Regions from separate parts of the Homo sapiens genome. Here region 2 is linked to region 1. Evidence: read pairs that join two places in POLR2A ChIA-PET (ENCODE). Cell type or tissue: PC-9. All regions are shown on one strand. Region 1 overlaps ADK (adenosine kinase). Region 2 overlaps VDAC2 (voltage dependent anion channel 2).

What was found. Peaks named below come from ENCODE experiments on the same cell type or tissue, not always from the same donor. Only the 100,000 strongest peaks of a DNase experiment are listed, where the experiment ranks them.
Region 2: POLR2A ChIA-PET joins it to region 1 with 18 read pairs; 2 of 35 experiments call an interaction of 5 or more read pairs at or near these places.

The regions. Positions count from the first base shown.
Region 1 is chr10:74,236,736-74,240,735 of GRCh38, reverse strand. The region is part of intron 3 of ADK (adenosine kinase); the gene reads right to left. It overlaps LOC124902456 (a long non-coding RNA gene), which reads right to left. Exons shown (of 2, transcript XR_007062198.1): 1 at 1-4,000. Among named protein-coding and RNA genes, the nearest start is that of ADK, 88 kb to the right of the region's middle. In PC-9, no CTCF peak of the experiment used is centred here; a DNase peak (open chromatin) is centred at 2,485.
Region 2 is chr10:75,214,651-75,218,650 of GRCh38, reverse strand. All of the region lies in intron 4 of VDAC2 (voltage dependent anion channel 2), which reads right to left. Among named protein-coding and RNA genes, the nearest start is that of VDAC2, 5.9 kb to the right of the region's middle. In PC-9, no CTCF peak of the experiment used is centred here; a DNase peak (open chromatin) is centred at 1,910; H3K27ac peaks cover 1,908 bases.

The sequences.
Region 1 (4,000 bases):
TAAGAACAATTAAAAAGACCCTCAATTATATAAGTTGACAGAAACAGTGACACGTTATCACACACTAGGTTCTCAGTCAAATCAGTCAGTCAACAAATACAATGGCCTACAAGTCTTAGGAATATAAATGACAGTTTCTACCTCTAAAAAATATTTGCTAATTTCCAAGTATTTGATGAAGTTTCCTTTAAAAAACATAATTTTATACTGTCTTAACTCCTGAGAGCATAATTAGGACCAAAAAAGAGAAAGAAATAAGACATACATCATAGTAACAGTTTAAAGGGAAAATTTCAGCATCTGGGAGAATGTACTAAAACACACACACACACAGACACACACACACACACACACACACACACAAAATAAAAGGAAAACACTGACAGGCTGACAAATACCTACTTCCCAGGAATATTTTGATAGGATTATATATCATCTTTAAGAAATGACAGCATTATTACTGTTATATTACAAGTCTCACACATCAACAACAAAATGCTGTGCACCAGCCTGGACAACATGGCGAAACCCTGTCTCTGCTAAAAATACAAAAATTAACCAGGTATGGTGTTGCACACCTGTAATCCCAGCTACTTGGGAGGCTGATGGACAAGAATCACTTGAACCTGGGAGGTAGAGGTTGCAGTGAGCTCAGATCGTGCCACTATACTCCAGCCTGAGTGACAGAGTGAGACTCTGTCTTAGAGGAAAAAAAAAAAAAGCTGTGCAAAGAAATGAAAAGCATAAATATATGCTCACATTCAGATTTATGAAAGTTAAGGCAGGACTTTCTATTTTAAAAGATTTTTACATACAAAGCAAATTGAATTTTTGTGGTTTGGTTATTACAAACTGGTTCAAAGATAACTAAATAGAATATTTTATTAATAATTATACCCACTAATATACTAAACATCCTTACATATTGAGTATTAGAACATGACAGCCTATTTTGTTTTTTCCAGAGATTATACAATTTTACTTTTATTGTGTCTTTTTTTTTTTTTTTTTTTTTTTTTTGAGACAAGGTCTCACTTTCTCACCCAGGCTGGAGTCCAGTGGCGCAATCATGGCTCACTGCATGCAGACTCAACCTCCCCAGGTCAAGAGATCCTCCCACCTCAGCCTCCTGATAGCTAGTACCAGAGGTACACACCACCATGCCCTGGCTAATTTTCAAATTTTTTGTAGAGAGGGGGCTCTCACTATGTTGCCGAGTTTGGTCTCGAACTGCTGGGCTCAAGTGATCCACTGGCTTCGACCACCCCAAAGTGGTGGGATTACAGGCATGAGCCACTGTGCCTAGCCTATTCTTTCTACAAGGTTGACTGACCCCATAGCCATTGTCTTCATCCAGAGCTAACCAATGTCTCTTTGCATAAGAGATAATACTTTTCATCTAACGGAGATCTAATCTTACCTTTGCTGAGTGACTGAGTAAAACAACTCCAAACATCAAGTAACAATTTATACTACTCCATAACATGTGTTGATAGTTACATTCGATTATAACTGAATCTAAAATTCTCAGAACTACCAAGCCTTAAAGCAAAAAGAAAAAAAAAATAAGTAACTGCAGGAGAAAAAAGAAACAATATTATATTCAGAAGAAAGTAGAAGTATGACTACTGTCCCCACTGTGATTTCCTAAAACTTTACAGCATCTCTTCTCAGTTAAAAAGTACTCTCTACTAAAAATATGAAAAAATTAGCTGGGCATGGTGGCTGGCCCCTGTAATCCCAGCTACTCAGGAGGCTGAGGCATAAGTATCATTTGAAACTGGAAGGTGGAGGTTGCAGTGAGCTGAGATCGCACCACTACACTCCAGCCTGGAACAGAGCGAGACTCCGTCTTAAAAAAAAAAAAAAAAAAAAAAAAGCACTAGCTAAAGTGGCAGTTTTCAATGTATACTATTCTCCTGAATGTATTTTTCTATCTTCTTTGGTTTAGAGACAGTAATTTTGTTTGTTTCTTTTTAAAGGTGCCCTGCTGGGTTGCTTAGAATAAAACCAAAGAGCCTGAAAATTATGTCAAGGCAAAAAGAAACAATATTTCCCATGAGACCATAACTTTGCAGGTTCCCTTTCAAGTCTGAGGGTAACACAAATCTTCCATGCTTTAAAATATATTCACTCAATTTTACACATTTTTATATCTTGGTTACTGTCAGGAAATGTGTTTAAAATTCTAAATTTAAAATTTTTAAATTTTTTTAGTGCACAAGGTAATTAGGAATAATTACGATACCAGAAAATAGTTTTAGAAAACCTCTTACTGAGGCCGTTTCTAAGTCTGGCCCTGGTTCCTGTGTTCCCAGGAAATCTGACAGGCCATTTCACTTAAACATTGTGAGCAATTCACTATTAGTTGCCAAGTCAACAGCCATTTCCGCGTTGCCAGTGGAGCTCTAATTTTTGTTCAGTTATAAGGAAGCATGTACTTCAGAATATGCTAATTAATCATGATAATTCTATTTTCTTTGCCAGTAACTGGTTTAGGAATGTGTGTGTGATAAGAATCTACCAGAGTACTTCTGGGAAACCTTTTCTTGCTCTTAAAAAAGAAGACGGGCGGACAGACAGGCGCGGTGGCTCATGCCTGTAATCCTGGCACTTTGGGAGGCTAGGCTTTTATTTTTTTGAGATGGAGTTTCACTCTTGTTGCCCAGGCTGGAGTGCAATGGTGCAATCTTGGCTCACCATGACCTCCGCCTCCTGGGTTCAAGCGATTCTCCTACCTCAGCCTCCCGAGTAGCTGGGATTACAGGCATGCACTGCCACACCTAATTTTCTATTCTTAGTAGAGACGGGGTTTCTCCCTGTTGGTCAGGCTGGTCTCGAACTCCCGACCTCAGGTGATCTGCCTGCCTCAGTCTCCCAAAGTCCTGGAATTACAGACATGAGCCACCATGCCTGGCCCCTTTTAAAATATTTCTGCTCATTGATGATGCACCCAGTCACCCAAGTGCTCTGATGGAGATGTATAAGGAGATGAATGCTGTTTTCATGGCTGCTAATACAACATTCATTCTGCAACCCCCAAATCAAGAAGTAATTTTGACTTTCAAGTCTTATTATTTAAGAAATATATTTTGCAAGACTATAGCTGCCATAGACCGTGATTCCTCTGATGGATCAGACAAACTAAAATGAAAACCTCCTGCAACGTATTCATCATTCTAGATGCCATTAAGAACATTCGTGATTCATGGGAGGAGGTCAAAACATCAACATTAACAGGAGTTTGGAAGAAGTGAATTCCAGCCCTTGTGGATGACTTTGAGCGCTTCAAGACTTCAGGGAAGAAGTCACTGCAGATGTGGTAGAAATAGCAAGAGAACTAGAATTGGAAGTGGAGCCTGAAGATGGATACTGAAATGTTGCAATCTCATGATAAAACTTGAATGGACAGGGAGTTGCTTCTTATAGATGAGCAAAAAAAGTGGTTTCCTAAGATGGAATGTACTCCTGGTGAAGATGCTGTGAACACTGCTGAAATGACAACAAAGAATTTTGAATATTCCATAAACTTAAGTTGATAAAGTAACAGCATGGTTTGAGAGGACTGACTCCAATTTTCCAAATTCTACTGTGGGTAACATGCTATCAGACAGCATTGCATATTACAGAGAAATTTTTCATGAAAGGAAGGCTCTGACACAGCAAACTTCATTATTGTCTTATTTTAAGAAATTGCCACAGACACTCCAACCTTCAGCAACCAACATCCTGATCAGTCAGTAGCCATCAACACTGAGGCAAGACCCTCCACCAGCAAAATGATTGTAACTTGCTAAAGGCTCAGATGATTGTTAGCATTTTCATCCATAAAGTATTTTTATGGATTAAGGAATATACATTTTTATATACAATGTTATTGTATACAATAGATTACATTAAATTAAGGCATATACATTTTTTATACACAATGTTATTGTATACAATAGATTACAGTGTGATATCACCACAACTTTTATATGCACTGGGGAATATAATCTTC
Region 2 (4,000 bases), 980 kb before region 1:
AGCTGGGATTACAGGTGCCCGCCACCACACCCAGCTGATTTTTGTATTTTTAGTACAGATGGAGTTTCACCATGTTGGTCAGGCTGGTCTCCAACTCCTGACCTCAGGTGATCCACCCACCTCGGCCTCCCAAAGTGTTGGGATTACAAACGTAAGCCACCACCCCAGCTAACTGTACATCTTTTAAGGAAGGTTTTGCTAAGGTGATTTTATTTGGGATTCAAAAATCAATGGGGGACTGAGTGTGGTGGCTCATGCCTGTGATCCCAGCACTTAGATACCAGCCTGGGCAACATAGCAAGACCATGTCTCTACAAAAATTAAGAAACCAGCTCAGCGTGGTGGTGTGCGCCTGTAGTCCCAGCTACTCAGGAGGCAGAGGTGGGAGGACTGCTTGAGCCTGGGAGGTCCAGGCTGCAGTGAGCCATAATCCCACCACTGCACTCAGCATGGGTGACACAGTGAGACCCTGTCTAAAAATAATAATGTGCCAATCCCTGGTTGCACACGAACTGAAAAAGAAAAAATACGGAGGGCTTATCTGAATTTTTTTTTTTTTTTTGAGACAGCATCTTGCCTCTGTCACCCAAGCTGGAACACAATGATGTGATCACAGCTGACTGCAGCCTCAACCTCCCAGGCTCAAGTGATCCACGTACCTCAGCCTCCTGAGTAGCTGGGATCACAAGCATCACCACGCCAAGCCTAAGGAAGACAGCTGATGTGAAAATAATAAAGAGACTACAGCCAGAAATTGTGATATCTGTAGAGTGAGAAATATCAAAAATTGTATCAATAGGAGGAAAGGCCAGTCAACCTTCTCTCAGAAAATAGAACATTTGTATAACTATTGCTCTGCTGTTAGAGACAAATCCTTAGGTCTTACATCACTCTCCTAAATTAGACCCTTTCATTAACAGGAATTTCAAGTCAAAGCATAGCCCTCAATACCTATACTAAAAAGCACTGGACTGGCTGGGTGTGGTGGGTCACACCTGTAATCCCAGCACTTCAGGAGGCCAAGGCGGGCCGATCACTTGAGGTAGGGAGTTTGAGACCAGCCTAGCCAACATGGTGAAACCCCGTCTCTACTAAACATACAAAAATTAGCCGGGCATGGTGGTGCATCCCTGTAATCCCAGCTACTCAGGAGTCTGAGGCAGGAAAATCACTTGAACCTGAGAACCTGAGGTTGCAGTGAGCCAAGATGGCACCACTGCACTCTAGCTTGAGTGATGGAGTGAGTGAGACTCCATTTCCAATTAAACAAAAAAGCACTGGATCATGTTAGGAAACACTAGATATAAAAATTAGGAGTTCTGATGTCCAGTTCTTCGTGTCATTTACTAAATGCATCACACTGAGCAGGACACAACATTTTGCGGTTTTTTTTGGAGACAGGGTCTCACTCTGTCGCCCAGGTTGGAGTACAGTGCCACAGTCATAGCTCACTGCAGCCTCAAACTCCTGGGCTCAAGCGATCCTCCTATCTCAGCCTCCCAAGTAGCTGGGACTTCAGGTACCCACCAACAAGCACAGCTAATTTTTAAATTTTTTTGTAGAGACGGGGTCTCACTATGTTGCCCAGGTGAGTCTCAGAACTCCTGGGCTCAAGGGATCCTCCTGCCTTGGCCTCCCAAAGCGCTGGGATTACAGGAATGAGCCACTGTGACCAGCCTCACTTAACTTTTTTGGGTCTGTTTCTGCAACTATAATTACAAAGCCTACCTCCGAATGATTAAATTGAACTGACACTGTGAAAGTTTGTACGTTTTCATATGCTCCACAGAAAAGGAAAGCATTACTAAAACAATATATATGGAACAGGTTTTTCTAGCAGTTTGAATGGGGAATGTGTGAGTAGCTATTTTTAATCCTGAATGACATTAATGACTCTTGGGGCCCCACCTACGGCCATTCATCAGCCCACAGATCAAGAGCCAGCCTATATACACATGCCAAGGAAGCCTCAAGAAACAAAGCCAACACCACCCTGTGGGACCAGAGTTGGGCCAGATTACAGCTCATACCCTTTACCACCAGAAATTTTGGCTTCTACATTCTGGGGTGGCTTCAGTAGCTTTGCTGTTCAGGTAAGAAAACAGAGCCAGGTATTAATGGGACTTATCTGGGGCCAGAGACATACTATAGGATCAATACCATGGTTGTTGAGTTACATGTATTAAATGTGAATAAAAACATGCTATATCTAATCCAGCTCCTACATATCCTTCATGCTCTTAAACCTACTTCCATAAAACTTTCCCTAACCCTATACACAACAATCTATTCCTTTCCAACAAAGATTTGATTATCCAACGATCTAATATTTGATATTAATTACCTCAGTACTCTCAGTTTATTTTGTCTCTCCAACTAGAAAGTAAGCTTTTTAAACACAAGGACTGAATCTTTTTTAGAAGGCCTTTTGTGTTTCAACAAATACACTAGGGGCCTCAATAGACTAACAATGGGAACATTAAAAAACACTAAAAATCACTGCTCTGTAACCTGTTAACTTGGCCAAATAAGTCATCCAATCATAACTAAACACCTAAGCTTCCTTTCAGACCAAAAAAACCAAGCGACAGATATGATCAATGTAAATCCCCAGAAATCCAACAGGCCTAGGCTTTTAAACTACAGGGCTAGCGCTGTGGCTCACGCCTGTAATCCCAACACTTTGGGATCACTTGAGGTCAGGAGTTTAAGACCAGACTGGCCAACATGGCAAAACCCTGTTTCTACTAAAAATACAAAAATTAGCGGGGCATGGTGGCAAGCACCTGTAATCCCAGCTACTTGGGAGGCTGAGGCCGGAGAATCACTTGAACCTGGGAGGTGGAGGATGCAGTGAGCTGAGATCATGCCACTGCACTCCAGCCTGGGCGACAGAGCAAGACTGCGTCTCAGAGGAAAAAAAAAAAAACAAAACAAAAAAACTACAATACGATTAAATAAATATCAGTTACATGCACTACATCAAAAATGTCTATATAGGCCGGGCGCGGTGGCTCACGCCTGTAATCCCAGCACTTTGGGAGCCCGAGGTGGGCAGATCATGAGGTCAGGAGATTGAGACCATCCTGGCTAACATGGTGAAACCCCATCTCTACTAAAAATACAAAAAAATTAGCTGGGCGTGGTGGCCCGTGTCTGTAGTTTCAGCTACTCATGAGGCTGAGGCAGGAGAAAGGCATGAACCTGGGAGGTGGAGCTTGCAGTGAGCTGAGATCATGCCACTGCACTCCAGCCTGGGTGACAGTGCAAGACTCCGTCTCAAAAAAAAAAAAAGTCTCTCTCTCTCTATATATATACATACATACATATATCAAAATAACCTATAGTATTCTAATGTGCACACACACCCACCCCTAAAATAATCTCAAAACAAAAATTTTTTAAGTAAAAAAAATTTCACAAAGTTAAATTTTACTAGCTGGGCATGGTGGCTCACATCTGTAATCCCAGCACTTTGGGAGGCCAAGGCAAGTGGATCACTTGAGCTCAGGAGTTCAAGACTAGCCTGGGCAACATGGCAAAACGTCATCTCTAGAAAAACTACAAAAAATACTCAGGCATGATGGATACGGCCTGTACTCCCAGATGCTTGGGAGGCTGAGGTGGGAAGATTGCTTGAGCCCAAGAGGTCGAGGCTGCAGTGAGCTGAGATTGTGCCACTGCACTCACTGCACTCCAGCCTGGGCAACCGAGTGAGACCCTGTCTCGAAAAAAGTTAAATATTAGTTTATCCCCTTTGTAAACAGTTCATTGAACTATCAAGACACCCAAATACCAAAATATTAACCTCTTTAAAAATATTCTTGGCTGGGCATGGTGACTCACACCTGTAATCCCAGCACTCTGGGAGGCCAAGGTGGGTGGATCACCTGAGGTCAGGAGTTGGAGACCAGCCTGGCCAACATGGTGAAACCCCAGCTCTACTAAAAATACAAAAATCAGTCAGGCGTGGTGGCAGGCACCTGTAATTCCAGCTACT